Regions from separate parts of the Homo sapiens genome. Here regions 2, 3, 4 and 5 are each linked to region 1. Evidence: chromatin contacts called from ENCODE Hi-C or POLR2A ChIA-PET data. All regions are on one chromosome and are shown on one strand. The core of a region is the stretch at or near the end of the contact, and the rest is flanking DNA. Distances in the headings are between cores, read along the strand shown.

Region 1 (4,985 bases), core at 2,373-4,872:
GCAAGTCATCCCGTCATCTTCTCAGCTCTCCACAGAGAGAAGACCCACTCTCAGGGGACCAGGAAGCTCCCTGCTCCCGCAGGCTTGGAAGTGCCTGCTCCCACTGCCTGGCCTCTCCCCGCTCCCAGCACCCGCTCTGATTTCAGAGCAAAGTTGTGACTAAGCCTGGGTGCTGTCACGACCCGACCAGGTGTGCACGTGCTTGGGGCAGCATTGACACGCAAGCCCCATGCTGCCTCAGTCCCCTCTGGACTTTGGGTGCTGATGAGCACAGGAGGGAGGCAGGCCGAGGCGGGAATAAGGACATCTCAGTGAAGGCCTGTAGGTACCACTTAGCATGAACAACCTGGGCGCCATGGGCACTGTGGATGGCAGGTTAATGGCAGCAGGATCCACACAGGCTCCTGGGCGGAAAGGGGTGGGTCCCCGGTAACGCCAGGGGTCAGGCTGCCAGTTCCATGCAACGGAGTGAGAACTTATGGTGCTTTCTCCAGGCCTGCCCATGGCTGCGCCATGGACCAATCAGCACACACTTCTTCCTCTCAGAAGCCCATAAAAACCCTGGAGTGAACCAGACTTGGGCAGACAATGAGATGACCTGCTTGCAGACAGGAGCTACCCACTGTGGGTCTATGGACACTGTGGGTCTCCTCTGTGGAGAGCTGAGCAGATGACAGGACCACCTGCCTGCTGAGAGGAACTACCCATTGTGGGTCTCCTCTCTGCTGAGAGCTGGACACTTATTGGGATGACCTGCCTGCAGAAAGAAGCTACTCATTGCCCTCAGGTCTCCTCTGAGCTGTTCTGTCACTCAACAAAGCACCTCTTTGCCTTGCTCACCCTCCACTTGTCCACATACCTCATTCTTCCTGGATGTGGGACAATAACTCGGGACCTGCCAAATGGCATGGCTGAAAGAGCTGTAACACAAACGGGCTGAAATATGCCCCTTGCTTGCCATGTTGTGGGCAACACAACAAGAGAAGAGAGAAGAAGAGAAGAAGAAAGGAAAGAGAAGGGGGAAGAGAGGAGAGAAGAGCTGTGGCCCTTTAGGAAGCCTAGACCTAGGAGCTCCCTGTGACAACCTCTTTGGGGCTCTGCAGCTCCTGGCATCTCCAAGCTTCCAGGTGCCACTGCATTCCCTGGTGCCAGCTGTGGAAGCTGCTTGCAGTACACCTGGACCAGCCACAGCCTTGCAAGGGGCCAGCCCCTAGAGCTGCCCGCCCTCCTGCAGCTGGCATGCCGGGCTGTATACAGTGGCCGGACCCCATGCTTGCTCGCTCACACACCCCTCGCTGCTCCGCACCTGGCTTGCACTTGGCAGGTGTGGGATCCAGGCCGTAGTATGAGCAGAGTGCAGCCTGCTGGGACTGGTGGGCAGAATGAGCCCGACCAAAATTCGGGCAGAGGTGCCATTTTTCCAGCTGGAAAAGTGACACTCCAAGGATCCTGTGACAATGGCTCCACTGAAAAATGATTTCGAATAACTGTAATAATAGGTAAGGTCATTGTGAACGCATGTTAATCTTCAGTAGTCTAGTTTGATTTCTTTCAAACATTGCTTCTACTTAGCAACGCAATTGAAAAATAAATCTCCAATTTATAGGGGAAAAAAAACCTCCATAGATTGGAATAAAGGCCCTCTACTGTCTAGATCTCACCTGTGTTTCTAGATCTTGTACTATTCTACATGCACCTGTTGCTCCAACCTAGCTGAACTTCACTGTTCCTCAGGAAGCCCTCAGCAATGCTGTCTTAACTTCCTTTCTTCACATTTTCAATGTCGGGAAGATCTTTTCACTAGCAGCTTCCCCTTCCTTTACCCATATCCAAATCCTACCAGTCCTTTAAGACAGTGTTTCTTAAAACTGAATAATGAACAGACTCCTAAAATAAATTCTTATGATCCTAGAGAATGTTTTCAGTAGGCTGGGGTCCACAGACCAGTTTGAAAAGCACAAATATAAAGAACTAAAGAGCAATTGTATAAAATTATGCAAATGATCAAGTTGAAAGACAAATTTCATCTTTATAACTGGTAAAATAACTCGTATTTTGCCATAGAACTCTGATTCTTATCTTCAGATCTATGATCCGTTTAAGAAACACTAAGGCAAAGCTGAAACCTTGGAAAATGTTCCTGCATCACCCCAAGGTAATACATTTTTATTTTTTCTGATTTGGTGTCTAACAACTTTCTGCCTTGGAGTAGCTAGTAATATGTAGCATTTTCCTAGAAAACATAAGCTCTTTGAAGACAGGGACCACATTTTATTTATTTTTTATATGCACCACACCTAATACACAGTACATCCTCAGCAAGTACTGGCTGTAAAGCCTATATTCCATGCTCTTATTTTGTAGTCCAAATCACTTTAAAAATCACACTTCTTCTATTGTTCATACTCATAGAAGAGCATATTACTCAAATAGCTCTGCTATAAATTAACAGTAAGTTTCAGAAGTTATACCAAGTCACGAGACTCAGATTTTTAAAAAGTGCCACAAAGTGTCTCTTCTGTGTCAATGTTAATAGAACCCTTTCTTTAAATGATCAGTAGGCAAATTAAGAATTTCCGGATAAAGAACAAACTCTGGAAAAACAAAGCTAGTGGGAGAGGCCCTGTAAATACCTACCTAGTCTTACAAGGGCTGTCTCTAACTCAGCTTGTATTTTAGGCAGCGTCTTCAGTTTTTCAACTAATGTGTTTGAGAAAACTGTTTTCCTCGGACATGCAGGCGTGGACTCCTTACTTCAGGTAAGGTGACAGCAGCTTGACAGAGAGTGCCTTCCCTCCCACGGCATTTGGGACGAGGCTGAAGGAAAGACACAGGCGGGGTTACGGGAAACCCATTCTCTGCGCCATCTGGGCAAGCTGAAGTCAGTTTTTCCGCTTTCTCACGAGGTAATGGATTATCATGGGCTCAGGTCCCCTTCAGCTCTGAAACAGGTATTCTATGGCTCTAAGTAAACACGGCAAGAGACAGGTTATTTCTTTGGTAAGATCAGTTGTATTTCCCAGAGAATAAAACGGGCAACAAACCATTTATCGATATGTGAGTCTTCCCCCTAGGCCCTAGCTATTTGGGGTTGGATAAAGAAAAAGAGGGTTTGCTTCCTTTTTGGCGGGTCCTCCAATGACAGGGCTCCTGGCCCGCTGCGGGTCCAACTCCCACCTCTCGTGGCTCCCCCGAGGCCGAGCGAGGCTCCGTGCGAGGACAGCCCCTCAACCGCACTCCCCAGAGGGAGCGCTGGGACTCGCGGAGGAGATTAGTCCCCGGTCATAAACAACCTCTCACTTCCCCTCCCCCGCCCGCGCCCGCTCGCGCCGGGGCGGCGCGCCGGGGCGGCCCTCCGAGGCCCAGGAACCTCCTCCGGCGCCCGCGAGGCCCCGAGTCCTCCTCCGGAGGGCGGCTGCGGGCCTGCCCTCTTCTCCTAACCAGGTGTTTGTCCACTTTACTCAACCCTTCTTACTCGTCCACGCTACGGCCACCTCACAGGGGCGGCTGACGCCAGCCCCTTTTTCCCTCCCCTCGACCCCTATCACCTCCAACAGCCAAGGAGAGGCCGGCGGCCCTGACGCGCAGGCTCACCGCCGCGGCCGCCCCGCGCGCGCGGACGCGGCCCCCGCCCCCACCTCGCGGTCCTTCCGCAGTCCGGCCCCGCCCCTTCCCGAAGCCCGCCTCCGGGTCGGCCCGCCCGCCCGCTCGCGCGCACCCGACGCCCCGCCTCTGCGCGTGCTCAATAACTGTCCCCGGAGCCGGCCTACAAGCTTCCCCCGCCCCTGAGCTGTTTAAATATGCTAATGAAAGGATAGGGCCTGACCAGTAGAACGGCGAGGCGGTGTATCACGTGGCTCGGGGACGTGTCAGGGGCGGAGCCTCCGCAGCCCCTGCCCGAGTTAAAACCGGAGTGTGAGAGAGAAAAGCGCTTCAGTAGCGAGAGGGGCTGAGAAAGTGGTGACACCGCCGGGGTGCGGAGGGAGTCCCTGAAACTTCTCCCAACAGCCCCAGGGCCAATCTTCCCTCAGCCCACTCCCCTCTTCGCCAGCTCCCAGGTCCCCACTCCTGTACCGGGGGTGGGGTGGGGAGCCAGGCCCGTCTCCCGCTGGGACACACACAGGGGCCGGGAGCGGGGACGGGACCCCCGAGGCGGGGGGGACGAACCGACAGACAGACGGCTGGGCGCCCGCCCCAGCGGGCAGGCAGGCAGGAGGAGGCGGAGGCGGGGGTACGACGGGGAGCACTGGGTCTGGGGAGTTTCCTCTCAACTATCGGGGGAGAAACTCCCCGCAGCCGGAGGAAAGACCCAGACAGTGTTTTCCTCCCGGGGGCCGTGCTCCCCCGCCCCGCGTAGCGGCGGTCGCCGCCACCGGCGCCTCCACCTCTACCATCTCCTCTTTCTCCACCACCTCGGGCCCCGGTGTCCCCGGCCAGCACTATGCCCATCTTACTGTTCCTGATAGACACGTCTGCCTCTATGAACCAGCGCAGCCATCTGGGCACCACCTACCTGGACACGGCCAAAGGCGCGGTAGAGACCTTCATGAAGGTACCGACTGACCGAGCCCGGGCGGCGACCCCGGCCCGGCGGCCCGCGGGCGGCAGGGTGGGGGAGGGCGGCCGGGGCGGGGGTGTCGGGGACCTGACTGCGGGAGCTGCCGGGCTCGGGGACCCCCTCCCCCACCGCGCGGGCGGGCGGGCGCTGCGAGCCGGGTTCGGCCGGGGCCCGGGCTCCGGCCCCGGGCGGTGTGTGGGGAGCGATCTGTGTGTGGGGGACGGCGTGGAGGGGTGGCCGCTGCGTGTGCGGTACTGTGGGGGCGGCGGGGCCGCTGGGCGCCCCTTCTCCGCCTCGTAACCTCGCCTCTGTGCTTCCCTGTCGCCCGCCCTGTTCCTCCTCCCGTCCCGCAGCTCCGTGCCCGGGACCCTGCCAGCAGAGGAGACAGGTATATGCTGGTCACTTTCGAAGAGCCGCCCTATGCTAT
Region 2 (5,271 bases), core at 767-3,266, 1.3 Mb after region 1:
CCGGGTGCTTTCGTTTTGCTTTCGCTCCCTCCTCTCCGCAGCTGGGAAGACTGCGCAAGAACAAAGTAGGGGCGAAAAGCGCGTGTCCTGACAGTGTGTCGGGGACACTGCAGCTTGGCGCGAAGCTAGGGCGGGGAAATGAAGGCTGAGGCCCGAGGCCTCTGTATCTCTGCCTCTCGCAGGTGTGGGACGGGCCAGGGGGCCCTGCCTTGTTTTCTTCATGCAAGGAAAAGTGGTTTGTAGATATTCAAAACAAAATTGGCGCAGAAACGAATTCGCCGTCTTAGGAGTGCTGTGGCAGGGCACAGCAGAAGCAGGAAGACGGGCGGCCAGGGCCTTTGCCTAAATTGGAAGGAAACCAGGAGCGAGCGCGCCAGCTCCCGCACCAGGCTCTGAGTACCGTTAGGTGTGAGGGGACCAAAGCGCCGTCCGGTTCGCTGGGGGGTCGACTAAGCTCCGCGTTTTGGAAGCCCAGCAAACACTGCACAGGTTCGCTTTACTTCCTCTCGCCTTCTTTAGAACGAGTGCACACATTGGCAGCTGACGATCCCACCACCTAGTCTCCCTCTTAAAAGAGGGCAGGCAAGCCTGGAAAGGTTTCCCAAATAGAGGCAAACTTATTGCTGTCTTGACTGGCCCAGCGAAAGCGCTCTCAGCACTGGCTGAGCCCAGTGCCCAGCCAGGAAGCTCGGCTCGGGTTGCGCGAGTCCTTGAAGAGTCCCCCACGGCCTGCAGTTGGCCCGAATGAGGGTCTGTGCGCGGGAACGGTTTCCCCAAACCCCTTAAGTAATAACATAACCCTTCCAGACTGTTCATCACACTGTTCAGCTGCCAGGAAAGGTGCGACGCGCTTCTTGCCCTCGTCCCAGCTCAGCTCTAGTTTCTTCCGCCAGTGAGCTGAGAAGCCAAATTATTTTATTCCCACCCTGTAAAGTTAAACTGCAATATACATAAATCACTCAGGGAAGCTGCTAAGATAAATAACACTCAAATGAGCTACTTGCACTTGGTATTGTTGTAAGGCCTTCCTCTGGTGTTTACCGCCCTCCTTGTTTACATGAAGCTCAGGAACAGCGGCTTTAGGCCGGTAGGGAGCTCAGTTTCATTTCAAGGGTATGGCAAGGCCTATCATTTCGTCATAAGGCTTTGAAGGAAAGTTCGTCTGTTTTTGTCTCACATCTAACTTCCAGTAACTTCTCAAAAACTATATTCTTCCAACTGTAGCTCCGGTCTGCAAACTCCCTTCTCCCTAGCTGTCCGGGAAGGGGGACTCGAGCTCGCGCAACGCCCCGCTGCACCTGCGGAGGAGGGAGAGCGTCTGGGTGCGCCATGGAACGCCCGCACCGCGCTTCCCGCGCTCCGCCCGCCTGCCCGCGAACGGCTGCGAGCCACCCCCGCATCCCTCACACCTCTGCCCTCCCCAGTCGTGCGCGGGAGAGGGGGCTAGCACCGCAATGCCTGGAAGAGCGGCCGCGCGAGGGGCCTGGGGACAGGACAGCCTCCCGGCTCCGAGGCGAGGCCCGAATGCGCGCACACTCGGCGAGCGGGGCGGCGACTGGGGAGCCGGAGACGAGAGAGGGCGGAAGTGCGGGACGCCCCGCAGCACTCCCACAGGTCGCGGAGCCCGAGATCCTCGTCGGGTGGCGAGGGCGTGGGTGCCCACGCTATGCGTGACGCCTGAGCCGCGGCCCGAGCCCACGAGCTGGGTGAGGCCGCTGCCGCCGCCGCCGCCACGAAGCCTGGCGGGCGGCGCGGAGCCCCGGGGAGCTGGTTTTCCCGGGCGGGCACGTGACGGGGTTGGCAGCGTTCGGGCCCCGGCTGGGAGGGGGAAGAAGCGGGGAGCAGAAGGCCGCGGGCGGGCGGCTGGCGCGCTGTGTACTTAGGTCGTGTGCTGGGGCTTTTCTCTCCCAGGAGCCGGCGGGGGGAGGGGAGGGGGAGGGGCCACCGCTCCGCCTTCTCCTTTTCGCAATGTTGACGCAATCTATAAATAGTGGAACAAAAGGACCAACTTCCTCGGAGCTTTGCTGAAACTGCACAAAAAATCGAGCCGGGGGGTTCCCTGGTCCCCGGCGATGGGGCGGGGAGCGCTGCGCCGGGGGAGGGGGCGGGCGCGGCGGCGCGGGCCCCGCCGAGGGGGGACACCTGGCTGAGGCACAGCTGCCGCCGTGCCTTTCCGCGCGAGCCCAGAGCTCCGATCCCTGCGCGGGCTCGAGAGCTCGCCCCGAACGGGGGTCTTCCTCCTCCGCCGTTGACAGGTCAGTCCGTACCGCCCCTTTCAACACTGTGGGCTTTCTTTTTCCTCCCCCGAGCCTCCACTTTTAGAAGGGAACTGAGAGGAAAAATAGAACGAGGCGCTGCAGCAACAGCCAGCAAATCTGCAACCCCAGCAGTCCACACGGCAGGGGTGGCCGAGGGGGCTCAAGGAGGCGGTCCCCGCCTGGCCCCTCGTCGTATGGCCGGTGCCTGCGCCGCAGCCAAAGACGGAGGACTGGCGTGCGCCACCCGGGCGGTAGGGAGAGCGGAGGCGCGGGCCGCCTTGCTGGGGTCGAGGAGGGGCTCCCGGCTGCTTCTCTCGCCCGTGGGCCGACCCCCGGAGGCTACGCGTCAGGGCCCGGAGGCCGCTGCATGCGCCTCGCTCCCTCCGAGCTCGGACCCGGCGCCTCAGCTTCGTCCTCTAACTGCTGTGGGAGGATGGAGCAGAGAAGCGCTGTCGCTGCACGCCGCCGTGCCCCCTGGCTCTGGTGCCCACGCAGCCAGCAAGCACTGAGCTGGGGGGCAGGGTGGAACCGGGGCACGCTCGCTTCTCGGAGCCTCGGACCTGAGCGCGAGCGCCCGCCGCGCCGCCGTGGCGGTTCCACAGGGCGCGGGGAGGGGGCGGAGCTGGCGCTGTTGACAGCGGTGCCGGAGCGGGGAGGGCGAAAGTTGGGGAGAGGGGGCGGGGGAGAGGTGGGAGTCGGGGCTGGGGGAGAGAGCGCGCGCGCGGGCTTCGGCGGGGAGAGGGGGGCCGGGTCATGTGATGTACAGACACCCCCGCTACAGGCTGGCTGCAGGGGTGACGTCACCACCCTTGACTGCAGGGGGTGGCACTTCCGCTCCCTCCCCAGCTGCTCCCCAGCCCCTGGCACCGCCGGCTGGAGCCCTTTCGCAGTTTGAGTGGGCAGAGGGAGAGAGGGGTTTTCCTTCTGGCCCCAGCCCGACTGCTTCTCCCGCCGCCCGGAGTCCCCGCCCTGGGACCGGAATGGGAGCCGCGGCCGCCCCCTCCCGACGCGTCCCATTGTGTGAGCGGGCGGCGCAGGGCGGAGGCTGGTGCCGGCCCCCCGCAACTCTGCGCTCCCGAGGGGGCGGGGGCGGACCCCGCGCAGTCAAGGCCAGGTCCAGCCGCCCGCCGGCTCCTCCTTCCCCAGAGCGCCGTCCGCGCGCGGGAAGTCCGACGCTGTCGACTCGGTCCGGACACCGCGGCCTCGCCCGCGTCCCTGGGGCGCCGGGTGGTGAGAGACCCGCTGGGCCGTGTGGGCCCGCAGTCCAGCCCAGCGGGTGTGTGGTTGGAGTCTGTCACAGAGCCCCGAGGGACGCGATCCCAGCAGTCGTTACGCGCTATTTGGGGAAACTCGGGGTTTTGGTGACTCAGCGCGGTGAGCGCTATTTATAGGTAGATGCGTTAGGAGAAGGGAAATAAGCTTCGCTCGAATCCGTCCATTCGTCCGCCCGAGGACTGCAAAGAGCTCCGTTTGGAGGCAACAACTGAAAGACTTCTGAAAAAGATTTGGCAGTTAGAGCCTGTGGTATAAGACATAGCAGGCCTCGCCAGGAGACTAGTTACAACAGTTCGTCTCAAAAAGTTAGAACGTTTTCTGGAGTAGATGGAGGATTTTAGGGACACGTCATGACCCGTAGAGTGTCTTTTTGGGTGTTAGTGTGTGAACCACGAGCAATAATTCAGGTGAAAACCGAGCAGTCCTCCCAGTAGATCGCAGTCTATCAAGAACTGCGTTGTTAGTTGCAGGATTTGTAAAATACATAACATCATATGTGGATAGGTATTAAAAAACTGAATGATGTTGAAAGTTGCTATGCAATATTCTGTAACAGGAAGGTGTGTGTGGCATTTATCTAGAATAAAAAATGTGGAGATTGTAAATTACATGTTTACAATCCAATTTCTCCCTCCCGAAAAGCACTATGAAAAAAAGGCCTTTGATTCTTCAACAGTGTATAAATGCTACACAAACAGTTTTGGCTTCACTTTATGATTTTGATTCTTTTTTCCCACCTCCACCCCAGTTTGTAAATCCAGGAGGTAGATGTTAAGAGAGAGCAATTGCCAGGTTAGCTGCAGGGAGGCAAGAGGCCAGGTCGGGCAGGGCTTTGTATATACCCTGCATGCTGAAGAATTTGGACTTTAGCCTGAGACCTACAAGTTTTGGGGGAAACACATACCTTTTGAGGAAAATAAAAAGCAATGGGCTCTTTCTCTAGGAAAAAAAAATGCGCTTACATACCTATACTAAAATTTTGCATACAATTTTAGGGGGGTTACTTGCTTTATGAGTAAATTCCTATTCTGCCTCAGGACTAAAACATAGGAAAGGGAGAGCCATGAAAGGAGTTTTGGAAATGTCATATTGAGGTGTACACTGGTTGAAGTCCTGGAGACTTGAAGATGGAATGTAAAACAGCCTGTGACCTAAGTAACAATCAATTAGGACCACCGCTGTGTACCTAGGGATAGTGGGGATAGAGAAAAGAGGAATTCAAGGAAGTAATTAAATTGGTGGAATTCTGTTGGTGGAATGGGAAAACTGGTTGGCTGTAAAGGGCAAGAGCAAGAGATACCCAGATTTCTGGTTTAGGGTGTGGACTAAAAGGAGAAGTAGGCCTCAAGTCTAGGGGAAGGAACTCTGTTTTGTCCCTGTAGAATCTGAAGTATCAGAGAACTACTGGGGGAGCAGGGGGTGTTGAAGTAGTTTGGCTCTCTGGAGTCATTAAAATGTAGGTGATAGCTAAAGCAGTGGGAGGGGCTTAGATGGACCACAAAGGGTGCCCTGTAAGAAGTGGTCTGAGGAGGGAACCCTGGGAACACCCATATTCAGGGGAAGAAGGGGAGCAGAAGGAATCTTTGAAGAACCGTGATGAGTGACTAAAGACAGAGCAGTGTCCGTAGCATATAACTGATGAATAAAATCCTGCTTCCTTGATAATAGAAACATGTTGCTGCTTTGTTCCCTTTATATGACTGAAAAAGCTGTGTTCTCTTTCAGTGAAAAAGAAACC
Region 3 (4,780 bases), core at 1,077-3,576, 1.1 Mb before region 1:
AACAGCCCTTGAGGACAGGAGAGGAAGGGGCTCAAGGAAGACAAGACAAAGCATTAGGCTGGGGCCCAATGGCTTGCAGAAAGTACCAAGCGCCCTGCACGGTGGATTCTTCCAGCAGACTGAGCACAGGGGGTTCAGAGGAGCTGGTAATGCAGTCATACTGTGGCTGGGGTTTACAAAAGGTTAAGTGACTCACTAAAGGTCACACAGGGACATTTACACAAACATCCTGGCCCCAAGTCCAGTGCTCTAATCTGTAACCGGGTCTATCCTTTTTTTTTTTTTTTTTTTTTTTTTTTTTTTTGAGACAGGGTCTTGGTCAGTCACACAGGCTGGAGTGCAATGATGTGAACACCGCACACTGCAGCCTCGCCCTTCCAGGCTCAAGTGATCCTCCTGCCTCGGCCTCCCAGTGTTGGGATTATAGGCATGAGCCACCATACTCAGCCAAGTCTGTCCTTAATCAGGGTTCTTTTGGGTCTCATTTTCTTAAGCTGCAAAAGCCACTGGACCAGCTGATACTGCCAACCCCTCTAGGCTGCTGTAACTGTAGTTTCGGCTCCTGGATCTGCTTCCAATTAGTTATGTTCCCTGTCACTTTGGGTAAGTCATCCCAGCTCCACGGCTTGCTTCTGGAACTCAATTATGGTCCAGAAGCCCAAGTTCTAAAGTGCTGATTCTGATGAGTGCCCATTTACCAGGCACTCTGATCCCATCATAGCATCTACTATAGCCTGGGAGGTCTATTCATGTGTGCATTCATGTTAAGCACTATCACCAATCAAATCACTTAAATTGCATAGGTAATAATCCAACAGCACATCCAAACAAGGCTGAAAGTTGTAAAAGAAAATTACACTCTGTGTGTGTGTGTGTGTGTGTGTGTGTGTGTGTGTGTAAGAGACAAGATCTCTCTCTGTCACCCAGGCTGGAGTGCAATGGTGCCATCATAGCTCACCGTGGCCTCCAATTCCTGGCCTCAAGCAATCCTCCTGCCTTGGCCTCCCAAATAGCTAAGACTATAGGCATGTGTCACCACGCCCTGTTTAAGGAAGAAAATTGTGTTGAAAATGAAAATCAATACACAAAGGCTGAACCAAAACAATAGGAGGGCAGTGGCTGCGTGTTATGTTGAGTGGCTGTCTCAAGTAGACCAAGACTCTTCTGACCCTTTGTCTTAGGGCATTAAAGAAAATTACTCTGGGCAGGCCGGGCGCGGTGGCTCATGCCTGTAATCCCAGCATTTGGGAGGCCGAGGCAGAAGGATCACTTGAGGTCAGGAGTTCGAGACCAGTCTGGCCAACATGGTGAAACCCCGTCTCTACCAAAAATATAAAAAATTAGCAGGGTGTGGCCAGGCACGGTGGCTCACGCCTGTAATCCCAGCACTTTGGGAGGCTGAGGCGGGCGGATCACAAGGTCAGGAGATCGAGACCATCCTGGCTAACACGGTGAAACCCTGTCTCTACTAAAAATACAAAAAATTAGCCGGGTGTGGCGGCGTACGCCTGTAGTCCCAGCTGCTGCGGAGGCTGAGGCAGGAGAATGGCGTGAACCCGGGAGGCGGAGCTTGCAGTGTGCCGAAATCGCGCCACTGCACTCCAGCCTGAGCGACAGAGTGAGACTGTGTCAAAACAAAAAGAAAAAAAAGAAAAAGAAAAGAAAAGAAAATTACTCTGGGCAAACAACAGCTTCCTTGAATACTTTCACTTGTTTAATAAAATGTCAGAGAACCACAGATAGAACCTATAATTCCTTAGGGACTACAAGATCAGAGCTGACAGTGTTACGGTTTTCATCAGTGCATTTACAGAAATGGCATCAGATGGATTTCCTTTGGAGAAGGGGATTGGGAAATGCTTTTTTTTTTTTTTTAAACTGGTAATAAAAGAATCTACTTTCCATCTTTACAATTCCAGTATTTTCATACTTAATTTTAACTTACAGCCTTGAATCCCGAGTATAATTTTGTACTCAAATATAAGTTATAATTAAGGACTTGGCCGCCCAACAAGGTCAAATTAACTAAAAACTTAAGTCCTCCCAATCACTGATATTCCCAGCCCCTAGCCCTCATCCCCAGCCCAGCGGACTAACTAGGGTCCGGCCTCAGAAAGGGTCTCGGGGAGCCCAGAGGTAGGAAAGCACCCGGAGACGCAGGCCTCCGCCTTCTCCAGGGTCTGCAGGCAGCGCTGCGCGGGGTCGCCGACTGGGCTGGGCTGGGCTGGGCTGGGCGCGCCGCGGCCTGGCGCCCACTTCCGCTCCTCGGCAGCTGCGGAGCGCCCCGGGCGGAGGGAGAGGGGCGCGGGGCGGGCCTCGGCGCCCAGGCGGCGTGACCTTCCCGGGCGTCCAGGGAAGCGGCGAGAGCTGCCACGCACGTGCCGCGGGACCCGCGCGCCGCCCAGGGATGGCCCGCCGGGGTCGCTGGAGAATCTCAGGGTCATCGGCCTCCTTCCCCCAGTGCCTACCTGGTGGGAACTGTTGTCCTCCTTTGCCCCCAAGTCGTGTCATTTGGCCGCGGGCTTCCGCGCCGCCAGGGCGCCATCGCTGGGCAGCACGGAGCCGCTTCTGAATGGAGACTTGCAGGCTGCCAGACAGTGGGCGGCTGGGCAGGGGCGGCGAGCGTTCAGGGCCGGGCAGAGAAAGTGGGAAATGTCTCCTTAACCTGTTCCTTGCGAGGCCGGGGAGGAGGCGCGCCTGTCCGGGTTCCTTGGCGGCAAAACTGGTTTGCATCCGGGCGCCCTAAAGCCCGGGCTCTGGGGACTAGATGGCGAGCTGGCCGGCAGCTCCTACCGCCCCAGCTTTAGCCAGAAGCTGGGATCTTCCCGCAGCAGTTAGTGTTCCCTGGTGGAAAATGCGGCCTCATCTGACTCTACCGTCCAAAAAAGTTTTTTCCCCAAGGATCGAGAAGGACGGGTGGTCAGCGCTGTTGTTTTCTCAATCGAACCCTGGTGTAGTGTGAGAGGGATCAAAGGCGCTGAAGAGTTTTTCTATTCCAAGTGCTACAGCAAGCTCATAAATCAGTTCTAATTCATGCTGAACAGTCTTGCCTCCTCCAAGCCCTGTTTCTTCTCCCAGCTAGAGCTACACATAACCTGAATTAACCCGTTAACTACCCACTCCTGAGTGAATCTGTTAGTACCCACCATTGTTTTCTATCTTAATAATTCCAGAAGTGGTTATTTGTAGAATTTAATGTGTTTAAGTTTGGCTCACCTAACGGGGTTGAATTCACACGGGCAGACAGAATGCAATGTGATGTGACTTTCATTCCTTCCAAGTTACAAAGGAAGTGGCTGCGCCAAAAGAAACAAACGCATTGAGGTTTATCTGGGAGGCCAGACTGGACATGCCCTGTCTTCTCAGTTGCCTTTGTTTTTTTCCTTCCTCCTTTTTCCTTTTTTTTTTTTTTTTCCTAAAATGCAGGGTTGGGTGTTTTGTGATGTTTTTGCCCAGGTTGGAATACTCGGATCAAGTATTGGTTTGTAGGCACAGACCTGAAGGACAGGACTGAACTGGCTCCTCTGTCACTGACTAGTTGTGTGGCCTAGGAGACCTTGTCTTGCTCTGGCCTTAGTTTGCCTTCTGGAAAAGGATTAGGACCCTGATATACTTTTTTAGGAAGATACCAGATGGCCATCACCTTTTCAGCCTAGTAAATGGTCCTGTCTCTCCAGGTCTATCAACAGCATATAAATCAGTGTCTTGCACTTCTAACTTAGCTGCTTTGTTAAGTACTGTGCCTTTGTTGCCATTGGTTTTAAATTTTTTTTGTAAATTAAGGAAGATTCTTGAAGTCTGGTCATTGGCAAAATGCTTCAAGTAGTTAAAAAATCTTCTCGGTGGCCACTGTTTTCTGTTGACGTTCAGGATGACACTGGTGTTAGGAAGTCACTTGGTGTTCATCTCTGATCCAGCACGACTGGGGTCACGCGGCTCCTCAGTGCGATGACAAATAAATTGTTCCTTATTATTCACAAAGAAGTTACTTGAAAATTATACAGGATTGGTTGTTGAACTGGATATTTTAGTCAACATTTATGAAACCCATGCCTCAGCAATAGTTGACTTTTGTCTAAAGGGAGAGGAATACATTCTAGTTTTCCCAAATGCCCAAGGCTCCAACCGAAACATACTGAATCAAGATTTCCAGAAGAAAGGCCTGATAATTAGAATATTTAATACGTGCTCCAGGCTGGGCAAGGTGGTTCACACTTGTAATCTCAGCACTTTGGGAGGCTGAGGTGGGTGGATCACTGAAGGTCAGGAGTTCAAGACCAGCCTGGCCAACATGGTGAAACTCCGTCTCTACTATAAATATAAAAATTAGCCTGGTGCAGTGGCATGCACCTGTAATCTCAGCTACTTGGGAGGCTGAGGCAGGAGAATCACTTGAACTCCGGAGGTGGCAGTTGCAGTGAGCTGAGATCGTGGCCGTTGCACTCCAGCCTGGGCGACAGAGCCAGACTCCATCACAAAAAAAAAGGGGGGGGGTGGGGGGTGCTTCAGGTTATCAAGCAAATTTGGACACAATGACCGAGGTGTTGTATTTCAAAGTGTGAGTCCGTGGACTGGCATTGTCCATCTCACTCGGGAGCTCATCAAGACGCCAAATCTCTGGTCCCATCCGAGGCTATTGAATCAGAAGCTGCATTTTATTTAGCAAGGCCCCCAGGCGACTCCTGTGCACATTGACAGTTGAAGGGCTAGTGGACTGTGGTCACAGGAAGATGCTTGGTGCTCTGTGCAGGGCCTTGTTCTGAGAACACATGATGCTTGT
Region 4 (4,886 bases), core at 1,016-3,515, 1.5 Mb after region 1:
CAATAGCTGAGTCTTGGCCAATCCCAGCGGCCATACTTCAACCAGTCATACACTGCTGATTGTTCAAACTGTGTTCAAATAAGGCAAACGCCCCCCTGTAACCAATGCAGCTGTTTCTGTATCTCACTGCTGATTTCTGTACGTCACTTCCCTCTTTTTGTCTAAAAATTTGTTCTGACCACGAGGCATCCCTGGAGTCTCTCTGAATCTGCTGTGATTCTGGGGGCTGCCCAGTCATTCACTGCTCAGTTTAACTCCTTTAAATTTAGTTCAGCTGAAGTTTTTCTTCTAACAGGAATCAGACTGGTAAGCCTTGAATCCTACCTGTTTATCTCCTGCTCACCTGAAGTTGTAAAGTTTAGTACCTCTAGGCCTATTTCTTCACCTATAAAATGGGGACAATACTGACCTTGAAATCTTGAAATAATTCAACTAGATATATATATATGAACGGTAGAAAAATTTTGTCTCTCCAATATTCTGTTAAAATTCTCACCCCCTGCCCCGCCCCCAGCACTTCCCTGGGGTTAAAAAAAAAAAAAAAAAAAAAAATCAAAGCACTTAATTCCCAGCATAACGATGAAGGTTTGTCATAAAAGAAAATTTCTTGTGTGAAATGATTACCAAGAAAGTACTGCATACGCAATGGGGGAAAAGACCAACCCTCAATCAGTTTAATAATCACCTTGGTTATTAAATTCTATGGTAACTTAATTTCAACGTACAAAACTTTCCCTTAGTATTGTAATGAAAACACCATTTATAGAAAGAGAACCAGGAACCTGAAAAATTCCCCTCATTGCATAGATAGAAATCCTCCTTAAAAAACATTTATAACTCGGGTCACTAAAAGTTACGTATGGGAAATCATTATTTAAGTAGTGGGCATTTTATGTCCAGTTTCCCAGGACTTGATGATCCATCCCTAGGGAAGCCTTCAGGATGAAACTGATCTGGGAACAGAGGTTTGAGCTAGGTTAATTCTAGAGGTCGTCCCAGACATTTCCAGATGCCAAGCGGTATCTTTTTTTTTTTTTTTTTTTTTTTGGAGACAGAGTCTCTGTTGCCCAGGCTGGAGGGCAGTGGCGCGATCTAGGCTCACTGTAACCTCCGCCTCCCGGGTTTAAGCGATTCTCGTGCCACAACCTCCTGAGTGGCTGGGATTACAGGCGTGCACCACCGCACCCAGCTAATTTTTGTATTTTTAGTAGAGACGGGGTTTCACCATGTTGGCCATCCTGGTCTTGAACTCCTGACCTCAGGTGATCCGCCCACCTCAGCCTCCCAAAGTGCTGGGATTACAGGCGTGAGCCACTGCACCCGGCCTGAAGATGTAAAATCTACCACGGAAGGATGATCTAAGTGGGGAAGGAGATGACAGGTGACAGCCTCCCGTGTGGAAGCAGAAAGTAGCGGACGGTAGGAGCCGAAGGCTTCCCTCGGGACCCAGCAGACTTCCCGCAGCCTCCTGGGTTCCCGTCACATTCCTCGGAACCCTCAGTGCACCAGACAGGGGGAGCTTGGAAGAGGCAGGTCAAGAATCGCCCCCGACCCCGCCCCAGCGTTCTGCTCCCAGGGCGGCCTCCCACGCGCCCCGGACCACGCAGCCCGATGGGCCAGGTAGGGCGCGTCTCTGCACCGAAAATGCATTAGGGCCCGCGTGAGCCCCGGTGAACATCCACAGTGCAGTCACTAACAGGCATTACTCCTGGGGCCCACGTGAGTCTATTTAGCATGTGAGGGAAACCAGCCACGGCAGGGAGACTGGGGCTCTCCGTGGTGGCAAAGCCTGCTCAACCTGGGCCCGCGGAGGGAAAACTCGGAAGTCATTTCCATTAGCTCCCCTTCCCCCAAACTGATTCGCTTCTGTCAATCCATCCCTAGAAATAATGTCGAGGCCGGGACCAAGGGGTGCTGCGTTTTAAAAATTCTGCATAGGAAAACCCCTGGAAGTACTGAGGGACAGACAGCCCCACTCACCTGTCAGCCCTGGGGGCGTGCGCGAAACCGCCCAAGGAGAAAAAACCAGCTGGTGCGCAGGCGCACGCCGTCCCACATCCGCAGGCCCGCAACGCCACGCCCCCTGCCACGCCTCCGCGCGCCACTAGCCCCACCCGTCTCCCCGGCCCAGCCCGGCCGCTCGCCCTGTCCGGTCTCTCCCCGGCCCCTTGATTCTCCGCGTCTTCCTCGCAGGCCAGCCTAAGCTCAGCCTGCATTGCGCCCTCCCGGCCTAGGGTGTCGCTGTACCGGCCTCCGAGCTCCACATAGACAAGTCCGGACCTCGGGCGGGGGCAGGAGACGGAGCTGAGCGGCGGGGGGCAGTGTCGCCTCGGTCTAGGGACGGCGGCGGAGTCGGTGGTCCCTGCGCGATGGCCACCTCGGTGTTGTGCTGCCTGCGGTGCTGCAGAGACGGGGGGACTGGCCACATCCCTCTGAAGGAGATGCCGGCCGTGCAGCTGGACACGCAGCACATGGGTAAGGGCCCTCCCTTCCCCAGACCCAACGGCTCACGGGGGCCGGGCGCGGCGGGCAGGGGGACCTTCAGGGTCAGAGGGTCCCCACGCTGCCCCGCCGCGCCGGCGACGCTGCGCCGACACCATTTCGTCTCGCAGATCTCTCCAGAAGCCGGCGGACTCCACCTGGGCCCGGTTCTGTGTTCAAGGCTGCGCAGCCCTCTCTGTGTCTGTCATCGCGAATGGGCGTGTGGACCTCCCATTTTCACAGGAATCTCGGAGGCTTCCTCCGGAGATGTCACACGTCCTCGGGCGAGGGGGCGGAGAGTGCCCTTCTGGCGCGCCCCAGTGAAAACCTACACATTTTCAGAATGCTTCTAGGTCCGGTCTTGCTCCTCCTCCTGCCCTGACTGTCGGTCCTGTCTCTTGAGCCCCATCATTTATAGGTTGAATCCTATATTATTGGAAGTAATTTTCCTCTCACCTCCTAAAGTCGAAACAAGGCAGACTGCAGAAGTCTGAAGTCGCACCTCAGGTCAGAACTTGCCATTTCAACTAAAACCTCCCATTGCCCGACTCCTTAGTCATTGTGAGAGGTACTGTAATTTCATCTGACTGGCCTCTTCCCAACAGGTCTAACTGTTGAAAAATAAAATAGCACTTTGCTCCTTTGCATCTTGCTTTATCCTTTTAATTCCAAATCCATATAATTTATCTAACATTCTTCCTCTCCCATCATAGCCTCTTTCACCACCTTATTATTTCTTAGACTTTTCCCAGGTAGTTTCATGCTTCTGGAATGTGGTTCTAGAAGGAGAGATTTCCCAATATAATTATTTCAGTTAGAGTACTGTCTTTTTGTGGATTATTTTATTCTAACTGTACTTCTGCACTTTTGATTTTTTACACGTTTCTGATTGTTTAAAGGACAGTGCATTGAAATAAAAAGGCACTTCTTAATATTTATGATAAAACTCTCTCGCCCAGTTTCCTTATAATTCTGGAAACACTCTGCCCACTGTATTTTTGTATAACACATACTAAATGTGATAACTATATAATCACCTTGTATGTGTGTATTTACTTTTAATTCTCAGATCTCCCAAATGTAGTACAGAACCTTAATACATAAGTAATCTTTAAATTATTTTTTATCCATCATTATTTATAGACGATGGAGTTCAAATTCTATAGTTTTCCTCAGAAAATATTTCCATTTCAGTTACTCATTTACTGAAGTGATATTTATTAAGCAATTATCAGGTGGCAGGCATTGTTATAAGTGCTGAGAATATAGTGAAGGACAACCATACATAATTCCTGGAACTCATGATCAACTGCAGCACTTCTTCCTATCTTTACTGTTAGACTCTTGAATTACTGCAGTCTCCTCTTTGGAGCATTCCTTTTCTCTGTCATCTGTTTCCTCTAGGAAGAGCTGGTCAGATATACTCATTCCACTGTGTTTTATTTCTCCAAAGCTGTCCAGCAACTGTCAGCTACTAACTGGATGAAATAGAGTAATGTCATCTCCAAATTTTCTAACTGCATGGAAGTTTTTTCTTCTTCTTTTCTTTTTTTTTTTTTTTTTTTTTTGAGACGGAGTTTCACTATTGTTGCCCAGGCTGGAGTGCTGTGGCACAATCTCCACTCACTGCAACCTCCGCCTCCCGGGTTCAAGCAATTCTTCTGCCTCAGCCTCTTGAGTAGCTGGGATTACAGGCGCCCACCATCAAGCCCGGCTAATTTTTGTATTTTTAGTAGAGACAGAGTTTCACCATGTTGGTCAGGCTGGTCTCGAACTGACCTCGTGATCTGCCTGCCTCTCAGCCTCCCAAAGTGCTGGGATTATAGGGGTGAGCCACCACGCCCGGCCAGGAAGTTTTTTCTTAGCCTGTCTTTCTATAAACTTAAATTATTCAATCACAGAGGAGCCTGATTTGAGAACCTGAATAAAATGAAAGAAAAGGGTTGTTGAGTTAGAAGAACATGTTTCAAGCATGAATTGATCTTGACTTGAAAATAGAAACACATGGATTTGGTGGTGTGAAAGATTATTATATTAAATAACCTAAAAAATGTGATTGCTTTTTTTTTTTTAACAAAATTGTCTGTATACTTCAAGTGATTCTCCGAGGGTTGTCACTTATTTTAGTGATGTTGTATTACTTAAAACCACTTTGGAATTCCTCTTTTGGAATTTTCTATGGCATAATTTTTGTAAGTATTATCATTGATGCCATATCTTTGGCTTTTAATTGTGAATCGACATTTTAGAAACAAATGACTTCCAAGGCAGCTACTTTGAAAGGGACACCGCTCATTTGGAAATTTATGTTTCTTAAAACATCCTCTGTGGCTATGTTTATGTGGCATTCTGGCTGTACTCAAATTTGCCTTGACCGTCTAAGCAGCACCAATCATTAAAAGTAC
Region 5 (5,114 bases), core at 875-3,374, 1.5 Mb after region 1:
CCTAGTGATCGCCAAGACGCCCACATAGGGTGACAAGGAAAAGGGAGCGGCCCAGACGCCCACATAGGGTGACAAGGAAAAGGGAGTGAGAAACCCCATATTGAATGTACCTGGCTTCCAGATACAGCAGGCTACATTTACATATAAAAGCTTCTAGCCTGCATATTTTTGCTTGCAGCTTGACTTTTCAGGCTTTCTGTTAGAAAATAAATGGTTTGGGGGCTTTTTTTTTTTTTTTGGTAGAGTCTCGCTCTGTTGCCCAGTCTGGAGTGCAGTGGCGCGATCTTGGCTCACTGCAACCTCTGCGTCCCGGTTCAAGTGGTTCTTCTGCCTCAGCCTCCCGAGTAGCTGGGATTACAGGTGCACGCACCCCCACGCCCAGCTAATTTTTGTATTGTTAGTAAAGATGGGATTTCACCATATTGGTCAGGCTGGTCTTGAACTCCTGACCTCAAGTGATCCACCCACCTCAGCCTCCCAAAGTCACCGGCCAGGAGCTGCTTTTTATTAAAGGAAAATTCCACCGAGAACTCTTTTACCCTTTCTAGCTGCCTAAAAGTAATTTCTCAACTCCTGTGTGATGTGTGAGAATTCCATAAACTACGAAACTATACAAACATAAATAAGGTTTAATTACATATGGCAAACTCTACACATTTAAGGTGTTATTTTGGAGCATCAGTGTATCAAGCAAGAAAAGGTTCTAAACTTGAACTGTGATTTCAAGGCAAGGCAAAACAAATATTACATAAGGTATCAGGTACAAAGCAGTGTCATGAAAATGAGCATATCTGAACAAAAGCTGTGACAGAATTAAGGCCAGATAACCTATCATAAATGTATAGAATGAACAGAACAGCCCGGTTTTAGGAAAGGACTTCCCAGGGAGGTTTAGTAAGCCAGCTGGGAGAAAGGAAAAAAAACGTATTTTTAGGGAGGGATAGGGACGCTCCCATTGTGCAAGAAGGAAGTATAGCCGGTTAACAGCTCCATCAAGTTCTACTAGAAGGAGTGCCTATGTAAATGAAATTCTGCTTTTAAAGTGCCTATTATATAAAGGTCTCTAGAAAACTCAAGCCCTGTTCTACAAGCCCTAGCAGCCTGACAATTCACTAAGCATAGGAGAAGGGAAAAAAAAGTAGGAAAAAAGTGTGGAAGCCCCTTTCTTCCTTTGTAATATGAATGTTTGGCTATATTTAAGATAAATACCACATAAATAATTGCTAAACGTGAATTCTGTTTTTCTAAGTTTTAACAAAATATGCAAAGAACAAAGACCACCAATGAAAGTGGATGGGAACATACGTATTCTACACACAGTTCCATTTTGGAAGGTTCTAGGGCCTATTGAAATTGGGTGTTTAAAAAAAAAAGATAACACAGGAAAATTATTGTAGTTTACCTCTGTCTCCTACAAGCTGATGTATTTGGCAGGGTTACTATTTCCCAGGGCAAAGCAGGTCTTTTTTTTCACGTTTTGACTAACGAACTAGAGGCTACTGCAAAGAAAGAAGAAAAAGAACAGTATTAACGCATTTATTTGCACAGCACCCCAATCTTGACCCTCAATTTTTTCAATCGCCCCCACAAATAAAGCCCGGCTGTTTAGACCTGGTGAACCGCCAGGAGCCTGGAGCTCTTTGTATTAAGCAGCTTCTCGGTTAGGGCGCCCTCCCCCGGCGCCATGCAACCAAACGCTGGCGGCGCGCTGTAACCTAAGGCCCACACCCGTCTTTTCTTTTCTAGGGGATGTGGAGACGCTGGTAGCGGGGCCAGGAAGGCTCCGGACGGAGCAGGTTTTCTGGACCACAGACACACTGCCCCGGCGCCCTCCGCAGGCCGCTCCTCCCCAGGCCCATGACAGTGCCCCGCTGGTTTCTGCCGCGCTGCCGGACTGGAGCTCAGACGGCCTTCGCCAGCCCCCCCAACCCACGCAGATCCCTGCTGACCTGGGCAACTCCCCACCCTCGCTGAAGGTTCGAGGACCACCCCGCTTTCCCGAGAGGAGCCGGGCGGCGGGTACTTATCTCCGACCTCCGGCTAGTGGGAAAGGCCGCGCGACCGCCCGTCCTCCAACTACAGGGACCGCACGGTACGCGCCAAGCACAGCCCCAAAATGGACTCGCGGCTCCGGCTAGCTCCGCCCCCTTCCCTCTCCCGCTTCCCCTTCCCCTCCCGTCCCTTCCCCCTCCCCTCCCGTCCCTTCCCCCTCCCCTCCCGTCCCTTCCCCCCTCCCCCTCCCTTTCCCCTCCCCCTCCCCCTCCCTTTCCCCTCCCCCTCCCCCTCCCTTCCCCGTCGCCCGCCTCCGCCTGCACCTCCGGCCCCGCCTCCCCGTCCCGCTTCGCCTGTGTCCCGCCTCCCCGGCCGCGCCTCGCCTTGGCGGAGGGAGCCGGGTGGTGAGACCGCGTTCCTTCCGGCGTCTCCAACCGCCGCCTGCTCCCGCCGTCCACCCGCGCGGGCCGCCTGGGACGGGGAGGGCCGGGCTGCGGGCTTTTCTCCCTTCCAGAGTCCTGCGCCCGCCCAAAGCCCCCCCGCAGAGGCTGGGCAGCGGCTCCGGGAAGTGGACGCCGTTTGCCCAGACGGTGGGCTCGACTGAAGCGGCGCGGTCCCGGGTGGGGCCGCCCGGGAAGAAAGTCTCCCAGTTAAGCTGCCGTGCAATTAAGATGGTTGGGTTTGGATTGTTGTACTTTTTTTTTTGTTCGTTGCATTTTTAGGAACAAAAAAAAAAGCCCAACCCTTCACACCACTTCATCCGCATCTCAAGACCAGAAGCCGACCCCAGCGGCTTGGGGAAATGGAGCCCCGCACCCCACAAGGGGGAGGGTGGGACGGGCACCTCCGCACTGCGCGGCCTGCGGAGTCACCGATTCGCGTTGGGAGCGCGCCAGGAGCGCCAGGGCTCTAGCCGGGGGCTCCGGGCAAGGCGCAACCAGAAAAGGGTTCAGTATCCCCCATCACCCCCACCCCCAACCGTACCCTCTTTCTTTGCGGGCTTTAGGCAGGACACCAGAGACCCAATTCTATTTAAAATTCTCTTTTAAGAAAAGGAACGCCTGTTTTTGCCTTTGGGGGAAAGGATGAACTTTCAAATTGGCTTTAAATTATCCACCACTAACAGTTACTCAGTCGATAACCTGACTATTCTGACGTCCACCTCCCGTTTGAGGACCTTGCCCAATAGCAAACGTACTAAGCACTTAACCAGTGAACGGTGTGAAGGATGCAAACATGGATGATGAAGGAATGGCTCCTCCAGAATTTACGATCTTGGGAGAAGTGAGGCGAGTATAGAATCTCAGAACACGCTGTAGGATTGAGTTCGATCCCAGTTGAGGAAGTTTGGGTTTGGGGAGGAAATAGGTTATTTTGGAGAAACGGTATTCAAAACCTACCATAAATAGCAGTACAGCCCGTTGACTAATAATGCTTAGCCCAACCCCCGTAAAAAGCCCCTGGCCACATCCGTCTCCTGAGATTCCCACTTCTCTGTGTGCATCTCCCTTCCTGCTATAAGAAACCTAACTTTGCCTTCGTAGAACACTTCTTTTAATTTCTGTCATTCAGTCTCATAACACTGTGTAAAAGAAATTATGATCTTCATCCTATATAGATGAGAAAACAGGTGAAGTGACTTTTCCAAGGTACAAAAGCAAGAGGCAGAGCTGAGGCTAAAGGCAGCTTCCAGATATGGGCTCTTTCTACAGCACCATAACTGTCAGTGACAAAACTGCACCCCAGTACCTTACTAAATTTAGTGTTTTTAGGCCAGGCACGGTGGCTCACGCCTGTAATCCCAGCACTTTGGGAGGTCGAGGCGGGCAGATCACCTGAGGTCAGGAGTTCCAGACCGGACTGACCAACATGGTGAAACCTGGTCTCTACTAAAAATACAAAAATTAGCCGGTCATGGTGCCGTATGCCTGTAGTCCCAGCTACTTGAGAGGCTGAGGCAGGAGAATAGCTTGAACCCGGGAGATGGAGGTTGCAGTGAGCCGAGATCCTACCACTGCACTCCAGCCTGGGCAACAGAGCAAGACTCCGTCTCAATAACTAAATTAATTAATTAATTTAGTGTTTCTAAAAAAACAAAGTGATCTGTAGAAACATCTCATTTATTTGTTGTCATTGTGTGTTGATTGATTTTGAGACAGGGTCTATCTCTGTCCCCCAGGCTGGAGTGCAGTAGCATGATCATGGCTCACTACAGCCTCAAGCCCCTGGGCCCAAGTTATCCTCCTCCCTTAGCCTCCCAAGTAGCTGGGACCACAGACATGCGCCACCACGCCTGGCTAATTTTATTTTTTGTAAAGATAGAGTCTCACTATGTTGCCCAGGCTGGTGTCAAACTCCTGGGCTCAAGTGTTCCTCAGGCCTCAGCCTCCCAAAGTGCTGGGATTACAGGCGTGAGCCACCACACCCAGCCATATGGAAACATTTCAGATATCCTAATATTAAAATGATATTTCACAAGACTGGACAGTTATTAACTCATGTGAAAGGAAAATCTTGGGGCCCCAAAATCACTAAGCTAAAGGAAAAAGTCAAGCTTCGGAGAACTGCTTAGGGCAAACCTGCCTCCCATTCTATTCAAAGTCATCCCTCTGCTCACTGAGATAAATGAATATCTGATTGCCTCCTTTGGAAAGGGTAACCAGAAACTCAAAAGAATGCAGTGATTTGCCTCTTATCTCCCTAAAACCTGGAAGCCCGCCCCCTGTTTTGAGTTGTCCCACCTTTGCTTCAAGTCGTCCCACCTTTTCTGGACTGAACCAGTGTTCATCTTACACACGCTGATTGATGTCTCGTGTCTTCCTAAAATGTACAAAACCAAACTGCTCTGACCACCTCGGGTTCTGACCTCCTGAAGCTGTATCATGGGCACGCATCCTCAACCGTGGCAAAATAAACTTTCTAAATTAACTGGGACATGGCTCAGATTTTTAGGGTTCACACGCAAAACCCACAAATTATCCTTAATATAATTATATAATATATATTTATGTAGTTAGATCTGGTTGGTGGTAGATACTAATACACTTTTGCCCAACTAAGTGTAAAACACATTAAATCTGTATAGCAATCTCTAGACTATTACACAAAATTAACTACTAACT

What was found. A loop is a pair of places that touch in the nucleus more often than their neighbours do. ChIA-PET counts read pairs that join two places held with the same protein, here RNA polymerase II (POLR2A). Pooled maps may share reads with other maps.
Region 2: a map of gastrocnemius medialis shows a loop between it and region 1 (5-fold over the local background). The contact joins the promoter of DLEU2 here to the promoter of INTS6-AS1 in region 1. A Hi-C loop is called at or near these places in 5 of 168 maps with a recorded cell type or tissue (CD4-positive, alpha-beta memory T cell, ascending aorta, gastrocnemius medialis and 1 more), 2 of 37 single-sample maps with no recorded cell type and 19 of 50 pooled maps. POLR2A ChIA-PET finds 5 or more read pairs at or near these places in 6 of 52 experiments (CD4-positive, alpha-beta T cell, CD4-positive, alpha-beta memory T cell, HepG2 and 3 more).
Region 3: POLR2A ChIA-PET joins it to region 1 with 18 read pairs in endothelial cell of umbilical vein. The contact joins the promoter of LINC00345 here to the promoter of INTS6-AS1 in region 1. A Hi-C loop is called at or near these places in 1 of 168 maps with a recorded cell type or tissue (naive thymus-derived CD4-positive, alpha-beta T cell), 1 of 37 single-sample maps with no recorded cell type and 8 of 50 pooled maps. POLR2A ChIA-PET finds 5 or more read pairs at or near these places in 5 of 52 experiments (CD4-positive, alpha-beta memory T cell, T-cell, activated naive CD8-positive, alpha-beta T cell and 2 more).
Region 4: a loop to region 1 is called in a map of natural killer cell, with 11 times the contacts of the local background. The contact joins the promoter of SPRYD7 here to the promoter of INTS6-AS1 in region 1. A Hi-C loop is called at or near these places in 4 of 168 maps with a recorded cell type or tissue (CD4-positive, alpha-beta memory T cell, ascending aorta, naive thymus-derived CD4-positive, alpha-beta T cell and 1 more), 3 of 37 single-sample maps with no recorded cell type and 15 of 50 pooled maps. POLR2A ChIA-PET finds 5 or more read pairs at or near these places in 2 of 52 experiments (GM10248 and activated B cell).
Region 5: a loop to region 1 is called in a map of CD8-positive, alpha-beta T cell, with 36 times the contacts of the local background. The contact joins the promoter of TRIM13 here to the promoter of INTS6-AS1 in region 1. A Hi-C loop is called at or near these places in 4 of 168 maps with a recorded cell type or tissue (CD4-positive, alpha-beta T cell, CD8-positive, alpha-beta T cell and naive thymus-derived CD4-positive, alpha-beta T cell), 3 of 37 single-sample maps with no recorded cell type and 17 of 50 pooled maps. POLR2A ChIA-PET finds 5 or more read pairs at or near these places in 2 of 52 experiments (B cell and CD4-positive, alpha-beta T cell).

Annotation. Positions count from the first base shown.
Region 1 is chr13:51,451,982-51,456,966 of GRCh38, reverse strand. It overlaps INTS6-AS1 (INTS6 antisense RNA 1), which reads right to left and starts at 3,622. Exons shown (of 2, transcript NR_103812.1): 1 at 3,549-3,622; 2 at 2,251-2,964. It overlaps INTS6 (integrator complex subunit 6), which reads left to right and starts at 3,931. Exons shown (of 18, transcript NM_012141.3): 1 at 3,931-4,552; 2 at 4,912-4,985. The coding sequence starts at 4,442. RefSeq lists silencers at 3,166-3,485, 3,576-3,775, 4,006-4,265, 4,506-4,775, 4,786-4,905 and 1 more and an enhancer at 3,896-3,945.
Region 2 is chr13:50,122,286-50,127,556 of GRCh38, reverse strand. DLEU2 (deleted in lymphocytic leukemia 2) reads left to right here and starts at 2,016. Exons shown (of 14, transcript NR_152566.1): 1 at 2,016-2,255. The region is part of intron 2 of DLEU1 (deleted in lymphocytic leukemia 1); the gene reads right to left. RefSeq lists silencers at 1,564-1,893, 1,924-2,133, 2,454-2,963, 3,044-3,553 and enhancers at 1,185-1,895, 5,212-5,271.
Region 3 is chr13:52,597,909-52,602,688 of GRCh38, reverse strand. It overlaps LINC00345 (long intergenic non-protein coding RNA 345), which reads left to right and starts at 2,326. Exons shown (of 3, transcript NR_184203.1): 1 at 2,326-2,471.
Region 4 is chr13:49,933,719-49,938,604 of GRCh38, reverse strand. SPRYD7 (SPRY domain containing 7) reads left to right here and starts at 2,265. Exons shown (of 5, transcript NM_020456.4): 1 at 2,265-2,475. The coding sequence starts at 2,370. RefSeq lists enhancers at 1,285-1,334, 2,205-2,454 and a silencer at 1,915-2,164.
Region 5 is chr13:49,994,052-49,999,165 of GRCh38, reverse strand. TRIM13 (tripartite motif containing 13) reads right to left here and starts at 2,124. Exons shown (of 2, transcript NM_213590.3): 1 at 1,403-2,124. It overlaps DLEU2 (deleted in lymphocytic leukemia 2), which reads left to right. Exons shown (of 14, transcript NR_152566.1): 11 at 1,747-2,092. It overlaps MIR3613 (microRNA 3613), which reads left to right and starts at 2,665; the gene lies at 2,665-2,751. RefSeq lists silencers at 2,388-2,517, 3,108-3,157 and an enhancer at 2,698-2,827.